Regions from separate parts of the Homo sapiens genome. Here region 1 is linked to region 2. A link is an interaction called in ENCODE POLR2A ChIA-PET data of the cell type or tissue named here. Cell type or tissue: PC-9. All regions are shown on one strand. Links, peaks and the distances in the headings refer to the core of each region. The heading gives the core; the rest is flanking DNA. Region 1 overlaps PILRA (paired immunoglobin like type 2 receptor alpha). Region 2 has its middle 9.9 kb from the start of LAMTOR4.

Evidence for each region. ChIA-PET counts read pairs that join two places held together with the same protein. Peaks named below come from ENCODE experiments on the same cell type or tissue, not always from the same donor. Only the 100,000 strongest peaks of a DNase experiment are listed, where the experiment ranks them.
Region 1: POLR2A ChIA-PET joins it to region 2 with 13 read pairs; 4 of 35 experiments call an interaction of 5 or more read pairs at or near these places.

What each region holds. Positions count from the first base shown.
Region 1 is chr7:100,387,070-100,392,069 of GRCh38, reverse strand. PILRA (paired immunoglobin like type 2 receptor alpha) reads right to left here. Exons shown (of 7, transcript NM_013439.3): 3 at 1,964-2,182. Among named protein-coding and RNA genes, the nearest start is that of PILRA, 16 kb to the right of the region's middle. In PC-9, for the core only: no CTCF peak of the experiment used is centred there; no DNase peak of the experiment used is centred there; H3K27me3 peaks cover 329 bases.
Region 2 is chr7:100,131,771-100,146,319 of GRCh38, reverse strand. It overlaps the pseudogene RPL7P60. Among named protein-coding and RNA genes, the nearest start is that of LAMTOR4, 9.9 kb to the left of the region's middle. RefSeq lists an enhancer at 8,429-8,488. In PC-9, for the core only: no CTCF peak of the experiment used is centred there; DNase peaks (open chromatin) are centred at 4,509 and 4,929; H3K27ac peaks cover 1,898 bases.

The sequences.
Region 1 (5,000 bases), core at 1-5,000, 250 kb before region 2:
CCCAAAGTGCTGGGATTACAGGCGTGAGCGGGAGCCATCATGCCTAGCCCATTGCAAACATTCTTGATGGTAACTTCAGATCAGGTTTGGAGGATGTTGGGGTGGAACTCATTAATGCCTCAGGCCTTGTCCTCTCTTTTGAACTGTAAATGTGTACTCTGAGTTTCCAATGGACAACTCTGCTGAGATGCCACACATGGATCTCCAGTGTAACAGATCCCAAATTAAATGAGGCATCGTTCCCCTCCAAGCATGATCTCCTCTCTTCCCCATTGTACTTGGTGATTTCATTACAGCCTCATCCACTCAAGTGGAAACAGGGGCTTATTCCTGCTCCCTCGCCCCTACATCAATCTAACAATCAACTTATTTATTTATTTATTGAGATAAGGTTTTGCTCTGTCAGCCAGGCTGCAGTGTAGTGGCACAATCATGGCTCACTGCAGCCTCGACCTCCCAGGCTCAAGCAGTCTTCTCACTTCAGCCTCTGGAGTAGCTGGGACCACAGGCGCACGCCACCACACCCAGCTAATTTTTGTATTTTCTGTAGATACGGGGTTTTGCAAAGTTGCCCAGGCTGGTCTTGAACTCCTTGGCTCAAGAGATTCTCCTGCCTTGGCCTCCCAAAGTGTTGAGATTACAGGCATGAGCCACCCTGCCCAACCAACCAAGTGTCATTTATAAAAAATTTTTTTTAAATTATTTTTATATTTAGTTGGAGATAGTTTGCTCCGTCTCCCAGGCTGGAGTGCAGTGGTGAAATCACAGCTCATTGTAACCTTAAACTCCTGGGCTCAAGCAATCCTCACATCTCAGCCTCCCAGTAGCTGGTACCACAGGCACAGGCTACCATGCCCAGCTAATAATAATAATAATAATAATAATTATTATTATTATTATTATTGTTATTATTATTTTGTAGAGACAGGGTCTCCCTGTGTTGCCCAGGTTGGTATCAAACTCCTGGGCTCAAGAAATCCTCTTGCCTCAGCCTCCCAGAGTGCTGGGATTACAGGCGTGAGCCACCTCAACGCACCTCACCTCTTTGGTTTTATTACTTAATCTTTTCCAGGATCTGGCCCTTTTCCTCTTTCCACCTCACCCCTGCACTGCACTGACCCAGCCTGGCCCACCTCTGGCCACTCCTCCATAGACTGAGGTCTCTCACGGTAGCTGAGGTCACCCTTTACTGCTTCATGCTGCCTCTGGGATCAGAGGCTCTTGGGTGTGATTTCCAAGGTCCTCTCCTTTCCTGCCTCCTCCACCAGCACTGAGCTTCCTGCAGCTCCTGGAATGGTTTCCTCCACCCACAAGGAAAGTGAGTGACCTCTACACCACCCTCACCACTTGCCAGGCTAATTCTTTTTCTTCTTTGAGACTTTTGCATATATCACCTCTGGGAAGTCCTCTCTGATTACCTCTCCTTCTTCCCACCCTTATTAAGTGCTACCATAGTTCTTTCTCAATGAAGCAATTAGTCCTTGAGGCAACTGAAAACCCCACACCCCTAGTTCCCTGAGAGCAGAGTCTATGGTTTATGCTTTATCTACTTTGCTTCTGCAGTTTCAAGCCAGGCCGTGGCAGGTGGGCAGTTGGCCAGTGCCTGCTGAGCTCAGCTTACTTCTGGTCCCTTCTGCTCTCTCTCTCCTTTTCCCAGGGCAGACCCTCCCCTCTCCTCCCCAGGAACCTTCAGGGGAGGTAGATGAGTGATGACTGAGAGAGAAGAACTAGGGGGGGATCGGCTGTGTGAAAAGGGCTGTGGGCTCTCACATGTGACCCTGCCCCGCCCCACTGCAGGAGCCTCACAAATGCAGACACCTCAGCATAGGCCACGAAGTCGGCCTCGGTGGGCTTGAGGGGAGCCAGCAGGGTCTGCATATTTCAGGAGCCCCATAGCTGCAGGTGGGCTTTGAGAAACCCCCAGATGGGAGGCTTGGGGAGAGGGCGGGTCCTGGGCACTTACCTTTCCTTCTCCTCCACCTGAGGAGGCAGATCAGTCCCAAAATCATGATTCCGAGCACAGTGACAGCCACTGCCACCCCCACAGCAGTCTCCAGACTTATGTGCCAAGAGTCTGAGCGTCGTTTGCCCTGTGTGACCCTGAGGCCGGTTGTGGTGGTTGTGCTACTGAGCCTCCAGGTGGTAGTCATGCTGCTGGGCCTCTGGGTGGTGGTCGTGACAGCTGGGGAGAGATGAGGAATGAGCAGACCCTCCCCTGGGGGCACAGGGTGTCTGGGTGAAAGGCGTGGTGTGCTGCTTTCTAGGTTGGGGGACATTAGTGGTGAGGGAGCTCCTCTCTGAAGCCCACACAGGGAGCGGGGAACAGGGTGAAATGTTAACAGCTTTCAATGCAGACGACTCAGTTCATTTTATATTATTTTTCCTTTCCTTCTTTTCCTTTCCTTTCCTTTCCTTTCCTTCCTCTCTCCCTCCCTCCCTCCTTCCTTCTTTCCTTCATTCCTTTCTTCCTTCCTTCCATTTCTTCCTTCCTTTAATTTTATTTCTTCCTCCTCAAATTCAGCTTAACAGGCAACTCAGTTTAAATCCGATTCTATACCAGTTATCAGCAGGGTGACCTCAGAACCTCATCTCCTCACTCACAAATAGGGATAACTAAATCACAGGATCAAAAAAAGTCTATTGTTGCCAATACAGGTAACATAAAATATGTCATTTTAACCATTTCTACATGCACCGTTCAGTGGCATCAAGCACATTCACAGTGCTGTGCAACCATCACACCATCCAACTCCAGAACCCTTGCATCTTCCTCAATGGAAACATTTTTTTTAAGTTAAAAATTTATTGACATTCTGATTGTGAAAAACTCTAATATTACTTTTAATTTATAATAGGAGTTACTTCCCAAAAATGTTAATCACAGATGAATTGAAAGAGTCTTTGGGATTTCACCCATTTCACAGCCCCACGTCTTAACGGAGTGCTTTTTTATTTATTTCAAGATATAGAAATCTCTACTGAAGAGGAAAAGGATACTGGAGATCTAAAAGATAGCTCTCTCTTGAAAACAAAAAGGAAACATAAGAAAAAACATAAAGAGAGACATAAAATGGGAGAAGAAATTATACCATTAAGAGTACTATCAAAGTAAGTCTGTGGTTTAAATTCTGTCATTGGCTTAACAATCCACCTCAATGGAAACATTTCACGTGTTAAACAACTCCTCATTCCTGTGTCCCCACCCTTCTACCCCTCTACTTTCTGTCTCCATGAGTTTGACTAAATACTTCATATTAGCTGAATCATACAGTGTGTTTTTACAGGATTGTCTTTTTTTTTTTTTTTTTTTTTTTTTTTTTGAGACGGAGGCTCGCTCTGTCACCCAGGCTGGATGGAGTGCAGTGGTGCAGCCTCGGCTCACTGCAACCTCCGCCTCCCAAGTTCAAGTGATTCTCCTACCTCAGCCTCCCGAGTAGCTAGGATCACAGGCACATGCCACCATGCCCAGCTAATTTTTGTATTTTTTTTTTCTTTTTTTAGTAGAAACGGGGTTTCACCATGTTGGCCAGGCTGGTCTCCAACTCCTGACTTCAGGTGATCTGCCCGCCTCAGCTTCCTAAAGTGTTGGGATTATAGGTGTGAGCCACTGTGCCAAGCCAGGATTGTCTTAATAAGTGAGAACACATCTGTAAAAAACCTACTGTATATTGAAAATATGTTTTTAAGGTCACATTAATATATATTGACCTTCACATCCTACAAACAAGTTACACCTTCTTTATAGATGTTTCACGCACCCTTAAAAAATTGACATAGTACTCAGCCACAGGACAAAAAAATCAGGCTCCTTAATGTCTTCAAGTTAGTATGAACTAAAATCTTCATCCACTCTTAAGAGAAAGTAATAAAAGTGTAAATGCTATGTCTTGATTGGGAATTTTAAAATGTTTTAATTACTTAAAGGAAAACATGTATAATAACATACTGTTTAGAAAATAAAAACTAGAGTAATACATATTTTAAAAAAGAACCCTGGAGTATGACTAAAGCAACACTCTAAGCTAAATTCATTGTATGAAATGGATTTATTACTTAAAATGGGAAGAAATTTTTAAAACAAATAAAATATTCAGTTTCCAAAGAAAAAACCCCAAACAGGAGGAGCCAGCTGTAAAGAAACTCAGAGGAAGAAAGTAATGAAAAGTTACGTAGGAATAAATTAGGGAACAGATAGCCACAGGCAAAATAAATGCAGAAACTGGTTATTTAAAGGAGCAACAAGAAGAAGATAGACAAGACTAGCAAACCTAATGACAACAAAAGCCAGCTGCAGTCACGAGTGGGTATATGCTCAATTATATGTTGTTAAATGTTAAAATATCTGTGAAATGGGTGTCTTTTGGGTTTTTTGGACACCGTCTTGCTCTGTTGCCCAAGCTGGGGTGCGCAATCGTACCTCACTGCAGCCTCCACCTCCTGGGCTCAAGTGATCCTCCCACCTCAACCTCCTGATTAGCTGGGACTACAAGCATGAACCTCTGAGCCAGGCCTGGGTGATATTTTTAAAAATTGATTTAAGAACTAGTATACCTTGGGGCCAGGCACAGTGGCTCATGCCTGTAATCCCAACACTTTGAGAAGCTGAGGTGAGCAGATCACCTGAGGTCAGGAGTTTGAGAGCAGCCTGGCCAACATGGTGAAAGCCCATCTCTACTAAAAATACAAAAATTAGCTGGGTGTGGTGGCGGGTGCCTGTAATCCCAGCTACTTGGGAGGCTGAGGCAGGATAATCACTTGAACCTGGGAGGCGGAGGTTGCAGTGAGCCAAGATCATGCTACTGTACCCCAGCCTGGGTGACAGAGCAAGATTCTGTCTCAAACGAAGAAGTAGTATATACCTTAACTCATTTATGCCTAGTGTTCTATTATTAGAACGCTAAGTTTGTGGGAGTTATTTATATCCTACTGCTCAAGGTCATCGCCAAGTTCTGATCTTTCACACAAAAAATTTGCAGCCTCTGGCGTAAATGAGTTAACTG
Region 2 (14,549 bases), core at 2,145-7,144:
GATCTGCCTGCATCAGCCTCCCAAAGTGTTGGGATTACAGGCCTGAGCCACCATGCCCAGCCAGTATTGCCACACTTTTAGGGTAAAGTTTTTGGATATGCGATGGCTTCTCATTGTAGTTTTTATTTGCATTTACCTAAATATTAATGAGGTTGATCACATTTTCAGACAGGTTTGGCTTTTGGGATATCATCTTTTGTGAAGTATCAGTTCAACTTTTTTTTTTTTTTGAGACAGAGTCTTGCTATGTTGCCCAGGCTGGAGTGCAATGGTGCGCTCTTGGCTCACTGCAACCTCCGCCTCCTGGATTCAAGCAATTCCCTTGCCTCAGCCTCCCAAGTAGCTGGGACTACAGGGGCACGTTGCCATCCCGGCTTTTTTTTTTGTATTTTTAGTAGAGACGGGGTTTCACCGTGTTGCCCAGGCTGGTCTTGAACTCCTGAGCTCAGAGCAATCCACCTGCCTCGGCCTCCCAAAGTGCTACGATTACAGGCATGAGCCACTGCAACTGGCTTATTTATTTATTTTTTTTTTGAGATAGTCTTCCTCTGTTGCCCAGGCTAGAGAGCGGTGGTGCGATCTCGGCCCACTGCAACCTCCACCTCCCAGGTTCAAGCAATCCTCCTGCCTCAGCCTCCCGAGTAGCTGGGATTACAGGCACGCACCACCAGGCACGACTAATTTTTTTGGGTTTTTAGTAGAAAGGGGGTTTCACCATGTTGACCATGTTGGCCAGGCTGGTCTCAAACTCCTGACCTTAAGTGATCTACCCACCTCGGCCTCCCAAAGTGCTGGGATTACAGGCATGAGCCACCATGCCGGCCCAGTTCAACTCTTTTCTCATTTTTCTATTGAGTTTGTCTCTCTCTTTTTTTTTTTTTTTTTTTCCCGCCCAGGCTGGCTAGAGTGCAGTGGCGTGATCTCAGCTCACTGCAAACTCCTCCTCCCGGGTTCACATCATTCTCCTGCCTCAGCCTCCCGAGTAGTTGGGACTACAGGCGTCTGCCACCACGCCCGGCTAATTTTTTAGCTCAGGAGTTTGAGACCAGCCTGGCCAACGTGGCCTGTTGTGGGAAGTCAGGGACCCCAAACGGAGGGATTGGCTGAAGCCATGGCAGAAGAACGTGGATTGTGAAGATTTCATGGACATTTATTAGTTCCCCAAATTAATACTTTTATAATTTCTTACGCCTGTCTTTACTGCAATCTCTGAATGTAAATTGTGAAGATTTCATGGACGCTTATCACTTCCCCAATCAATACCCTTGTGATTTCCTATGCCTGTCTTTAATCTCTTAATCCCGTCATTTTGGTAAGCTGAGGAGGATGTATGTCACCTCAGGACCCTGTGATGATTGTGTTAACACAAATTGTTTGTAGAGGATGTGTGTTTGAACAATATGAAATCTGGGCACCTTGAAAAAAGAACAGGATAACAGCAATGTTCAGGGAACAAGAGAGATAACCTTAAACTCTGACTGCCGGTGAGCCGGGTGGAACAGTGCCATATTTCTCTTCTTTCAAAAGCAAATGGGAGAAATATTGCTGAATTCTTTTTCTCAGCAAGGAGCATCCCTGAGAAAGAGAGTGTGTCCCTGAGGGTAGGCCTCTGAAATGGCCGCTTTGTGGGGCGGCCGTCTTTCATGGTCGAAGCTGTAGGGATGAAATAAGCCCCAGTCTCCCGTAGCGCTCCCAGGCTTATTAGGACGAAGAAATTCCCGCCTAATAAATTTTGGTCAGACCAGTTGTCTGCTCAAACCTGTCTCCTGATAAGATGTTATCAATGACAATGCGTGCCCGAAACTTCATTAGCAATTTTAATTTGTCCCGTCTTGTGGTCCTGTGATCTCGCCCTGCCTCCATTTACCTTGTGATATCTTATTACCTTGTGAAGCATGTGATCTCTGTGACCCACACCCTATTCGTACACTCCCTCCCCTTTTGAAAAAATCACTAATAAAAACTTGCTGGTTTTTATTAGTCATCACGGAACCTGCCGACATGTGATGTCTTCCCTGGACACCCAGCTTTAAAATTTCTCTTTTTTGTACTCTGTCCCTTTATTTCTCAGACCGGCCGACTCTTAGGGAATATAGAAAAGAAGCTATGTGAAATATTGGGGGTGAATTTCCCCCGATAGCGGCCAAATCCTGTCTCTACTAAAAATTCAAAAATTGGCTGCACATATTGGCAGGCACCTGTAATCCCAGCTACTCGGGAGGCTCAGGCCTTGAACCTGGGAGACAGAGGTTGCAGTGAGCCAAGATCGCACTACTGCACTCCAGCCCGGATGATAGAGCGAGACTCAGTCTCAAAAAAAAAAAAAAGGAAAAAGTAATAATAAAACCACAGAATGAAGTTAAAGATAACTTTAGGCTGGGCGCAGTGGTTTACGCCTGTAATCTCAGCACTTTGGGAGGCCGAGGCAGGCGGATCACGAGGTCAGGTGTTAAAGACCAGCCTGGCCAACACTTTGAAACCCCGTCTCTACTAAAAATATAAAAATTAGCCAGGCGTGGTGGCATGTGCCTGTAATCCCAGCTACTCAGGTGGCTGAGGCAGGAGAATCGCTTGAATCCGGGAGGTGGAGGTTGCAGTGAATGGAGATCACACCACTGCACTCCAGCCTGGACAACAGAATGTGACTCCTTCTCAAAGAATAGACAAATAAATAAATAAATAAAAAGATAACTTTATTGGTGACTAGGGTTGTGTCAAAAGAACTCAAAGGCCAACTTGAAGAGGCTTCCACTGGACAAAAAAAAAAAAAGAATATTTTGAAATCAATCAGGACAATAACTGCAGTGAATTGAAACATAACAAACATGCCTAAATCCACAAACTTATTTTTAAATTTTTGTTTGTTATTGTTTGTTACAGAGATGAGGTCTCGCTATGTTGCCCAGGCTGCTCTTGAACTCCTGGTCTCAAGTGATCTGTGCCTCAGCCTTGCACAGTGCTGGAATTTCAGGTGTGAGCTGCACTGCCCGGCCACTGAGATCTTAAAATTGGACTTTCATTTCCTTCAACATAGTAAGTGTTACAATCTGTGTCTGATAATTCCAACATCTGGAGTCCTTGTGTGTCTGTGTGTGTCCATGTTTCTGTAGTCTGTTGTTTCTATTGTTCTGGCTGCCCTGCTTTATTACCTGCTTTGTGATATTTGATTGTTTTCTGGACATTTTATTTGAAAAAATACTTTTATGTATACCGTTAAGACCTAAGGCACTATTATCTTACTCTGAACAGTTTCCACTATTAGATATCTAAGGTATTTAACAGTTCAGACACATGGTTTGAAGTTCTGTGGCCACACAGAAAAATTCCTGGGAGTACAGTCTACCCCAACAAACAGAGTAAAATTCTTCAGTTTTCAACCCAGTACAGGGACTGTTACATAGCATCTTCCATTTGGTGAACGTTAAGCTCCAACTCCCATTGTGCTAATGCATGAAAGCCACCAAAAATACATCTCTGCCTTTCAGTGAATGCCCATGGATTAGAGTCTCAACAAACAGCAGAAGATGCTTCTCTAAAGTTTACCTTCCCAGTTGCTGAAGGACTTTCACCCATGTTCACTCTATCTCTCTTGTTTTTTGGACACGGGGTCTCACCTTGTTACCCAGGCTGGAGTGCAGTGTCGCAATCTCAGCTCAATGCAGCCTTGACCTCCCAGGTTCAAGCGATCCTCCTGCCTCAGCCCCCCAAGTAGCTGGGACTACAGGTGCATGCCACCACACCTGGCTGTTTTTTTTTTTTTTTTTTTTTAAAGAGATGGGGTCTTACTATTTTGCCCAGGCTGGTGTAAAACTCCTGGGCTCATGTGATCTTCCCACCTTGGCCTACCACCTGCTGGGATTACAGGCATGAGCCACTGTACCCGGCCCACTCTACTCTTGAGAATGGCAAAAGCCAAGCTTTATGTCTCTGCTGTCTTTACTCACAAATATCCCTGGTTTAGAATCACCCCTAAGCCATCTATTTGAGCTCCAGTCCTTTTCCCTGTTCTCTCCTGATAATTCTTCAGTGTCATACAAGGTCTTTGATGCATTTTAAATATTTTTATTTTATTTTATTTTTTGAGACAGAGTTTCTCTGTGTCACCCAGGCTGGAGTGCAGTGGCACAATCTCGGCTCACTGCAACCTCCACCTCCTGGGTTGAAACGATTCTCCTACCTCAGCCTCCCAAGTAGCTGAGATTGCAGGTGTGCACCAGCATGCCTGGTGAATTTTTGTATTTTTAGTACACATGGAGTTTTGCCATGTTGGCCAGGCTGGTCTCGAACTCCTGACCTCAGGTGATCCACCCGCCTTGGCCTCCCAAAGTGCTGGGATTACAGGTGTGAGCCACTGTGCCCAGCCATAAATATTTTTATTTTAAATCTTTTTTCAGTTGTCTTTATTGGGGGTAGTCAGGCCAAAAGCCACAGTTCATTTGCAGATTGTTCTTTTTTTTCACGCTTAGTAAACAGCATAGACCAACCACACCTTCCTTTATTGGGAAATCTTATCTCATCTTGGCTTTCATAATATCACTTCCTTCAATGCACACGTGAGCAACTTGAAAATGAGGTCCACATGGGATCCATTTTGCTGGTGAGGGTGGTATTAGAGGCACCTGGCCCTCAATAGTGGTGGTAGTTTGCGAGGCTAGACTCCTGGCACAGAAAGGCATGCATCCTTGGTGCAGTGTGAATGACAGCAGGAGTCTCTCCTACCCCAATGAGTAGGGCTGCAGCACTGGGGGTCTGAGCATGATTTTAGGACATAGTTCTTGGAAGATCAGCATTCAAGTTTTCATCTCCATTCTCCTAATACTTATGTGGGCTGCCCAGGATCCTTTTATTAATTCCCTTTATCTGTAATCAGCCAGAATTAGCTTCAGTTTCTTGAGAGGAAAAGCAATGACTAATCAGAGTGTGTGATTGTGCTGCCCCAGTAACTGGCAGCTTCAGTTTCATATGGTGACTGTCATGATTAGAAGTGAGCTATGGGGCAGACACGGTGGCTCACATCTGTAATCTCACCACTTTGGGAGACCAAGGTGGGTGTATCACCTGAGGTCAGGAGTTTGAGACCAGCCTGATCAACATGGAGAAATCCATCTCTACTAAAAATACAAAATTAGCCGGGCGTGGTGGCGCATGCCTGTAATCCCGGCTACTCGGGAGGCTGAGGCAGGAAGGAGAATCACTTGAACCCAGGAGGTGGAGGTTGCGGTGAGCCGAGATTGCGCCATCGTATTCCACCCTGGGCAACAAGAGCGAAACTCCCTCTCAAAAACAAACAAACAACAAAAAAAATGAGCCTGTGAGGGCTGGGCGAAGTGGCTTATGCCTATAATCCCAGCACTCTGGGAGGCCAAGGCGGGCCAGATCACCTGAGGTCAGAAGTTTGAGACCAGCCTGGCCAACATAGAGAAACCCCGTCTCTACTAAAAATACAAAAATTAGTTGGGTGTGGTGGTACGTGCCTATAATCCCAGCTACTCGGGAGGCTGAGGCAGGAGAATTGTTTAAACCCGGGAGGCGGAGGTTGCAGCAAGCTGAGATCACACCATTGCACTCCATAACAAGGCTCTATCTCAAAAAAAAAAAAAAAAAAGTGACCTATGAGGCTCTTTTCCAACTGGAACCATGGAGGGTGTTGAAAAGAAGAAGGTTCCTGCTGTGCCAGAAACCCTTAAGAAAAAGCGAAGGAATTTTGCAGAGCTGAAGATCAAGCACCTGAGAAATAAGTTTGCCTAAAGATGCTTCAAGAGGCCAGGAGGAAGCTTAGGTAGGAAAAAGCGAAGCACTATCACAAGGACTATAGGCGAATGGACAGAACTGAAATTCAAATGGCTAAGATGACAAGAAAAGCTAGCAACTTCTGTGTACCTGCAGAACACAAATTGGCATTGGTCATCAGGATCAGCAGTATCAATGGTGTGAGCCCAAAGGTCCGAAAGGTGTTGCAGCTTCTTCATCTTCCTCAAATCTTCAATGGAACCTTTGTGAAGCTCTACAAGGCTTCAATTAATATGCTGATGCCAGCCACGGTGCTTCACGCTGGTAATCTCAGCATTTTGGGAAGCTGAGGCAGTACGATCACTTGAGGTCAGGAGTTGGAGACCAGCCTGGTCAACATGGTGAAACCTCGTCTCTACTAAAAATAATTAAAAAACAAAAAAATTAGCCGCACATGGTGGTGTGTGCCTGTAGCCTCAGCTACTTGGGAGGCTGAGGCAGGAGAATCGCTTGAGCTCGGGAGGCAGAGGTTGCAGTGAGCCAAGATCGCGCCACTGCGCTCCACCCTAGGTGACAGAGCAAGACTCCATCTCAAACAAACAAACAAAAAACATGCTGAGGATTGTGGAACCATATATTGCATGGGGATACCCAAATCTGAAGTCAGTAATTGAACTAATCTACAAGTGTGGTTATGGCAAAATCAATAAGAAGTGAATTGCTTTGACAGATAACACTTGATTGCTTGATCTCTTGGTAAACATGGCATCACCTACATGGAGGATCTGATTCATAAGATCTATACTGTTGGAAAATGCTTCAAAGAAGCAAATAACTTCCCATGCTCCTTTCAATTATCCTCTCCACGAGGTAGAATGAAGAAAAAGACCACCCATTTTGTAGAAGGTGGAGATACTGGCAACAGAGAGGACCAGATCAACAGACTTATTAGATGAACTAAGGTGTCTACCATGATTATTGTTCTAATGTTTTCAGTTAATAAACAGTAACTGCTCTCAAATTGAGAAAAAAAAAAAAAAAGTCCATGCGCGGTGGCTCACACCTGTAATCCCAGCAGTTTGGGAGGCCAAGGCAGGTGAGTCACGAGGTCAGAAGATCGAGACCATCCTGGCTAACATGGTGAAACCCCGTCTCTGCTAAAAATACAAAAAAAAAAAAAAAATTAGCTGGGCGTGGTGGCGGGTGCCTGTAATCCCAGCTACTCAGGAGGCTGAATCAGGAGGATCGCTTGAACCCAGGAGGTGGAGCTTGCAGTGAGCCAAGATCGCACCACTGCACTCCAGCCTGGGCGACAGAGCGAGACTCCATCTTAAAAAAAAAAAAAAAGAAGTGAGAATACACAGGAAAGGTATGTGACTCAGCCTTTGGGGTTGTGGGAAGAATTCCACAAAAAGGAGATATCTTGGCCAGGCACAGTAGCTCACGCCTGTAATCCCAGCACTTTGGGAGGCCGAGGCAGGTGGATCACCTGAGGTCAGGAGTTCGAGACCAGCCTGGTCAACATGGCGAAACCTCGTCTCTACTAAAAATACAAAAATTAGCTGGGCGTGGTGGCACGTGCCTGTAATCTCAGCTACTGGGGGGGCTGAGGCAGGAGGATTGCTTGAACCTGGGAGGCGGAGGTTGCAGTGAGCCGAGATTGTGCCATTGCACACCAGCCTGGGCAACAGAGCTAGACTCCATCTCAAAAAAAAAAAAAAAAAAAAGGAGATATCTTTTTTGTTGTTGTTGGAGATGGGGTCTCACCCTTTTGCCTAGGCTGAAGTGAAGTGTAGTGGCTCAATCTCGGCTCACTGCAACCTCCACCTCCTGGGTTCAAGCGATGCTCCAGCCTCAGCCTCCCGAGTAGCTGGGAGTAGGTGCGCACCACCGTACCAGCTAATTTTTGTATTTTTAGTAGATGTGGGGTTTCACCATGTTGACTAGGCTGGTTTTCAACTCCGGGCCTCAACTGATCTGCCCGCCTCAGCCTCCCAGAGTGCTGGGGATTACAGGCATGAACCATCGTGCCCCACCCAAAGGGGAGATATCTAAGCTGCGTTCTCAAAGAGGACTTTGTGTCAGCCAGGTACAGAGTGTCAGAAGGGCACTCACGGCTGGGGAACAGAGATGCCCAGGTATAACATAAATCACACAGAAAAATGTTTGAGTTGGGGATGGGATGAGGCAAGAGGTGAGGCAGCAGAATAAAGCAAGAAGGTCCCCAAGGACTTCATACACCGGGCTCAGATTTGTGCATTATAATTTCTAAAAATGGCTTCAGATAAAACTGAACAATTCATTTCTCCCAAAGCATCTCAGCTGAAGCTCAGGCTTTATTTTGTAAAAAAGGTTTGTACATTTTGGAAGGCTGATTTCCTGGCAGATGGGACTAACGCGCTTCAGGAAGGTGTAGGTTTCTAGACACACGAAGTTACTTCCTGGACTAGCAGCAGGGCTAAGAGCCAGTGACTTGCAATATATACCCTAGGGGAAAGCAGGTGCCTGTCACCACCTAGATATGGCTTCAGGTGAAGATTTTTGTGTGTGTGTGTATTCAGCTCCCAACCTTGTTTGATCACTCAATGGAACAGGTAGCTGAATGTGACCACAGCTTATGATGGAACCTACTGACCTGGAAAGAAACCAGCATGCTGAACCACTACCTTATAAACCCTTGAGCACAACCTTCCTCCCTCAGTTTTTGCAACAATGACCCTACTTTACCCTCAGGGACTCTATTATCTCAAGTTTTCTCCAAACAACTCTACTTTCGTCTTTGTACCTTGTATTAATATTTTAGTTAACAGGACTTTTTCTCCAGACAAATTTGTATCTTACCTTACAGGGAAATAAAACATTTTACTTTTGGCACTAGAAAAAAATATGTAAATATATGTGTTTAAAAAAAAAAAAAGTGGGCCGGGCGTGGTGGCTCACGCCTGTAATCCCAGCACTTTGGGAGGCCAAGGCGGGCGGATCACAAGATCAGGAGATCGAGACCATCCTGGCTAACACGGTGAAACCCCGTTCCTACTAAAAAATACAAAAAATTAGCCGGGTGTGGTGGCAGGCGCCTGTAGTCCCAGCTACTCCAGAGGCCAAGGCGAGAATGGCGCGAACCCGGGAGATGGAGCTTGCAATGAGCCGAGATTGCGCCACTGCACTCCAGCCTGGGCGACAGAGTGAGACTCCATTTCAAAAAAAATAATTAAAAAAAAAAAAAGAAAGAACAAATTTTAAAAAGCAAGAAAACATCTTATAACCTTTAGTGTTGGCCTTGCTGCTAGAAAACGTAAGTCTAAACATATTGCTGTGGCCGGGTGCAGTGGCTCACCTGTAATCTCCGCACTTTGGGAGGCCGAGGCAGGCGGATTACCTGAGGGCGGGAGTTCCAGACCAGCCTGACCAATATGGTGAAACCCTATCTCTACTAAAAATAAAAAAAATTAGCCAGGCATGGTGGCATGCGCCTTAGTCCCAGCTATTTGTGAGGCTGAGGCAGGAGAATCACTTGAACCCAGGAGGTGGAGGCTGCAGTGAGCCAAGATCGCGCCACTGCACTCCAGCCTGGGCGACAGAGGGAGATTCCGTCCCAGAAAAAAAATAAATAAAATAAAAAACATATTGGTCACATGAAGCAACTTTTTAATTTTTTAATTGTTTATTTTTTTGAGATGGGGTCTTGCTCTGTTGCCTAGGCTGGAGTGCAGTGGTGCAATCATAGCTTACTGCAGCCTCCAACTCCTGGGCTCAAGTGATCCTCCCACTTCAGCCTCCTGAGTAACTGAGACTACAGATGTGCGCCCCCATGCCCAGCTAATTTTTGTATTTTTTGTAGTAATAGGGTCTCACTTTGCTGCCAGGCTGGTCTCAAACTCCTGAGCTCAAGCCATAGAGCTCAATATACCATCCATCCCTGCATAATTTCTTTATATACTTAGGTACTGCCTTCAAGTCCAGTTTCTTTCTAGAAAGCAGAGAAACGCAACCCTCTCCCCAGGGCATTGCTTTCTTCTACAGATATCCAGTAGAAAAGGCTTTCTGGGCTGGGCGTGGTGGGTCACACCTGTAAATCCGACCTTTGGGAGGCCAAGGCGGGCGGATCACTTGAGGTCAGGAGTTTGTGACCAGCCTGGCCAACATGATGAAACCCCATCTCTACCAAAAACACAAAAATTAGCTGGGTGTGGTGGCGTGTGCCTATAATCCCAGCTCTTCAGGAGGCTGAGGCAGGAGAATCGCTTGAACCCGGGCGGCGGAGGTTGCATGGCGCCACTACACTCCAGTCTGGGTGACACAATGAGACTCCGTCTCAAACAAACAAACAAACAAAAATGCTTTCTGGTGGGTGAGTGGGAGGAGGAGGTGATTATTCTTTTCCTGGGGGTCTGGACCATTAAGTTCCACAGTCATTAGGTTCCTCTTGCCGGCAGCCTTATTCCTTCTTTGCGCTTGCATTCCCAGACTCTACATTTACTCTACTAAGAAGTGTGGTTCTCTCCTTCCTCAGGCAGCTGCCTTTCTCCCCACTGAACTTCCTTCTGGGTGCTTGACCAGCCACATCTTCCACACATTTTCAGATGCTGTACTTTGGCAGTAGGTGAAACATCACCAGGACGCTACCCTGTGAGTTTTTTATGAAAAGAGGACACAAGGCTTTGGGGACTTACAGAGGGAGGGGAGCAAGGGTTGAGGAGTATCCTGCAATGGGGGAAGGGGATTTAAATTTCAGAAAGAAAATGTAGGCAGGGGAAACAGACACATGGACAGACTCAGGTTTAGGGAGCAGTGTATTTCTTCTATTTGTCAAGCAATCAGTATGGATTAAAATCATGATCTGGGGCTGGGCACAGTGGCTCATGCCTGTAATCCCAGCACTTTGGGAGGCCAAGGCGGGCAGATCGCCTGAGGTCATGAGTTCGAGACCAGCCTGGTCAACATGGTGAAACCCCATCTGTACTAACAATACAAAAATTAGCTGGGCGTGGTGGTGGGCACCTGTAATCCCAGCTACTCGGGAGGCTAAGGCAGGAGAATTGCTTAAACCTGGACAACGGAGGTTGCAGTGAGCTGAGATCACGCCACGCCACTGCACTCCCGCCTGGGCAACAGAGCTAGACTCCGTCTCAAAAAAAAAAAAAAAAAAAAAAAAAATATATATATATATATATATATATATAATTTATAAAATAAAATTTAAAAAAATAAAAAATACAAAAATTAGCCAGGCATGGTGGCATGCACCTGTAGTCCCAGTCTGGCGGCTGAGGCAGGAAAATTGTTTGAGGCAGAGGTTGCAGTGAGCCGAGATGGTGCCACTGCACTCTAGCCTGGGCTACAGAGAGAGACTCTGTCTCAGAAAAAAAAAAAAAGAAGACGACAATGAAAATTCAGACTTAGAAAAAAAGCATTCATGCTGGGCATGGCAGCTCAAGTCTGTAATCCCAGTACCCTGGGAGAGACTCTGTCTCTACAAAAAATCAAAAAATTAGCTGGGCATGGTGGCAAGTGCCTGTGGTCCCAGCTACTTGGGAGTCTGAGGTGGGAGGATCACTTGAGTCTGGGAGGTCGAGGCTGCAGCAAGCTATGATCACCCCCACTGCACCAGCCTGGGTGACAGAGTGAGATCCTGTCTCAAAAAAAAAAAAAAAAAAAAAAGGTAAAAGGAAGAAAGAAAAAAAAAGAAAAGGATCAACTGAGTGGTAGGATGTCTGGAATTTATTTATTTACTTATTTATTTTTTTGAGACAGAGTCTCACTCTGTCGCCCAGGCTGGAGTACAGTGGCATGATCTTGGCTCACTGCAAGCTCCGCCTCCCGGGTTCACGCCATTCTCCTGCCTCAGCCTCCCAAGTAGCTGGGACTACAGGCGCCGGCCACCACGCCCGGCTAATTTTTTGTATTTTTAGTAGAGACGGGGTTTCACTGTGTTAGCCAGGATGGTCTCGATCTCCTGACCTCATGATCCGCCCGCCTCAGCCTCCCAAAGTGCTGGGATTACAGGCGTGAGCCACCGTGCCTGGCCGGATGTCTGGAATTTCTAAGAGATGATGGTCTGAATTCCTGGGTTTTCCCTTAGCCCCAAAAACTAAATGCTGAGAAGGACAAAAACTCCCAATTAAAGGTGGGGCTGCAGGGAGAGAAATTGGAGAGTAGACAGCAGTTGCTTTTTCTTTTTTTTTTTTTTTTTAGACAGAGTCTCATTCTGTTGCCCAGGCTGGAGTGCAGTGGCACATTCTCGGCTCACTGCAACCTCCGCCTCCCGGGTTCCAGCAATTCTCCTGCCTCAGCCTCCCGAGTAGCTGGGATTACAGGCGCACACCACCACGCCCAGCTAATTTTTGTATTTTTAGTAGAGACAGGGTTTCACCATGTTGGCCAGGCTGGTCTCTAGTTGCAGGAAAACAAGCTCAGGGCTCCCACTGATTCTACATGATGATGAGTTGTAGAATTATTTCATTATATATTACAAACACTGCTGAACACAGCTTCTAATTATTTAATCATGCAACTGGAAACTTCAAAAACTGCCATTATTGATATACATCTTCTACATTGATGGTTTCTTACTGATCCTTGGATTAAAATTTTTTTTTTTTTTTTGAGACAGAGTCTCGCTCTGTCACCCAGGCTGGAGTGCACTGGCACAGTCTCAGCTCACTGCAACCTCCACCTCCCGGATTCACGCCATTCTCCTGCCTCAGCCTCCTGAGTAGCTGGGACTACGGGCACCCGCCACCATGCCCGGCTAATTTTTTGTATTTTTAGTAGAGACAGGGTTTCACCATGTTAGCCAGGATGGTCTCCATCTCCTGACCTCGTGATCTGCCTATCTCGGCCTCCCAAAGGGCTGGGATTACAGGCATGAGCCACCGCGCCTGGCCTGGATTTTAAAAATTTTCTACCTGGGGTCTTGAGCACAGGTCCGATGTCTAATAAACAACTTCAAGCTTCATGGCCAGGCACGGTGGCTCACGCCTGTAATCCCAGCACTTTGGGAGGCCAAGGCGGGTGGATAATTTGAGGTCAGGAGTTCAAGACCAGCCTGGCCAACATGATGAAACCCCATCTTTACTAAAAATACAAAAATTAGGCGGGCGTGGTGGCGTGTGCCTATAATCCCAGCTACTCAGGAGGCTGAGGCAGGAGAATTGCTTGAACCTGGGAGGTGGAGGCTGCACTGAGCCGAGATTGCACCAAAGCACTCCAGCCTGGGCGACAGAGACTCCGTCTAAAAAAAAAAAAAAAAAAGTACACCAAACTAATGCTGATCTCATCTGGCAGAGGTCACTCTGCTCTGCCCTCCGAGAGTGGAATACTGTGCTTAATACAGTTTTGCTGCTTTGCTTTGCTATCTGTTTGTGTCTCGTCCAATTCTTTGTTCGGGACACCAAGAGCCTGGAATTGCACGGCACCATCTGGTAACACTTTCCCAGTTCTCCCTTTGATCTGTGCATTTATGCAGCTTTGCCCTTTGTGATCTGTCTATCTTCTCTGGCATCTCTCCCTCTTTTTAGCCCACTGTGCAAGGAATCCCCAGGACCTCAGAGATCCACTTTCATTAGCTACTCCCTAACTCAGCGCCTCTCTTTCTTCTGTGTGTAAACAAGCTCCTTGTTCTACGTCTAGGATGGAGATGGTAGAAGCAGGGTTGCCAACAGAGGAGATAGGAGGGGAAAGGGGGATTTACTCCAGGTTTTGAGGCACAGAGAAGGAAGGGTTTGTCAGGGGTAGGGAGAGCTGGAGACCAGGGAGTTGGAGGCAAGCCTAGACTCCCCTCTGGTGGCAAGGGGAGGGTGTGCAGGTGCACCAGTGAGGATCAGGAGACAGAGATGCGAGTTATTCTCTGTGGGATTTAGCAAAACCCACAGACATACAGTTGTTTTTTGTTTGTTTGTTTTTTGAGATGGAGTCTCCCTCTGTCATCCAGGCTGGAGTTCAGTGGCACAATCGACTCACTGCAACCTCCACTTCCCGTGTTCAAGCGATTCTCCTACCTCAGCCTCCCGAGTAACTGGGATTATAGGTGCATGCTACCACGCCGAGCTAATTTTTGTATTTTTAGTAGAGATAGGATTTCACCATGCTGGCCAGGCTGGTCTCGGACTCCTGACGTCAAGTGACCCACCCCCCTCAGCCTCCCAAAGTGCTGGGATTACAGGCGTAAGCCACCACGCCCAGCCACAGACATATAGTTTTAAACACAAGAAGGGACCTGCAGATGTGTTTGGTGGTGGCTTAGACACTAGGCTTTGGGTCAGAGCCAGTATAAGACCGTATATGCCAGTATAAGTGGAGCACCTGCTGGAGACCTACCAGCAAGAGGAGGATTATGTTTGGTGAACCAAAACCTCCTTCCAGGCTGGGCGCAATGGCTCATGCCTGTAATCCCAGTACTTTGAGAGGCCAAGGCGAGAGAATCACTTGAGCCCAGGCAACACAGTGAGACCCCATCTCTATAAAAAATAAAATAAAAAATTAGCCAGGCATAGTGTTGTGTACCTGTAGTCCCAGCTACTCTAGAGTATGAGGTGGAAGGATTGCTTTAGCCTGGAAGTTCAAGACCAGCCTGGGCAACACGGTGACACCTCATGGCTACATAAATTTTATTTATTTATTTATTTATTTATTTATTTATTTATGAGATGGAATCTTGCAGGTATGAGCCACTGTGCCCGGCCCAAGACTCTGTCTCTAAAAAAAGAAAGGAAGGAAGGAAGAGAGAGAGAGAAGAAAGAAAAAGAAAGAAAGAAAGAAAGAAAGAAAGAAAGAAAGAAAGAAAGAAAGAAACAAAGAAACAAAGAAAGAAAGAAAAG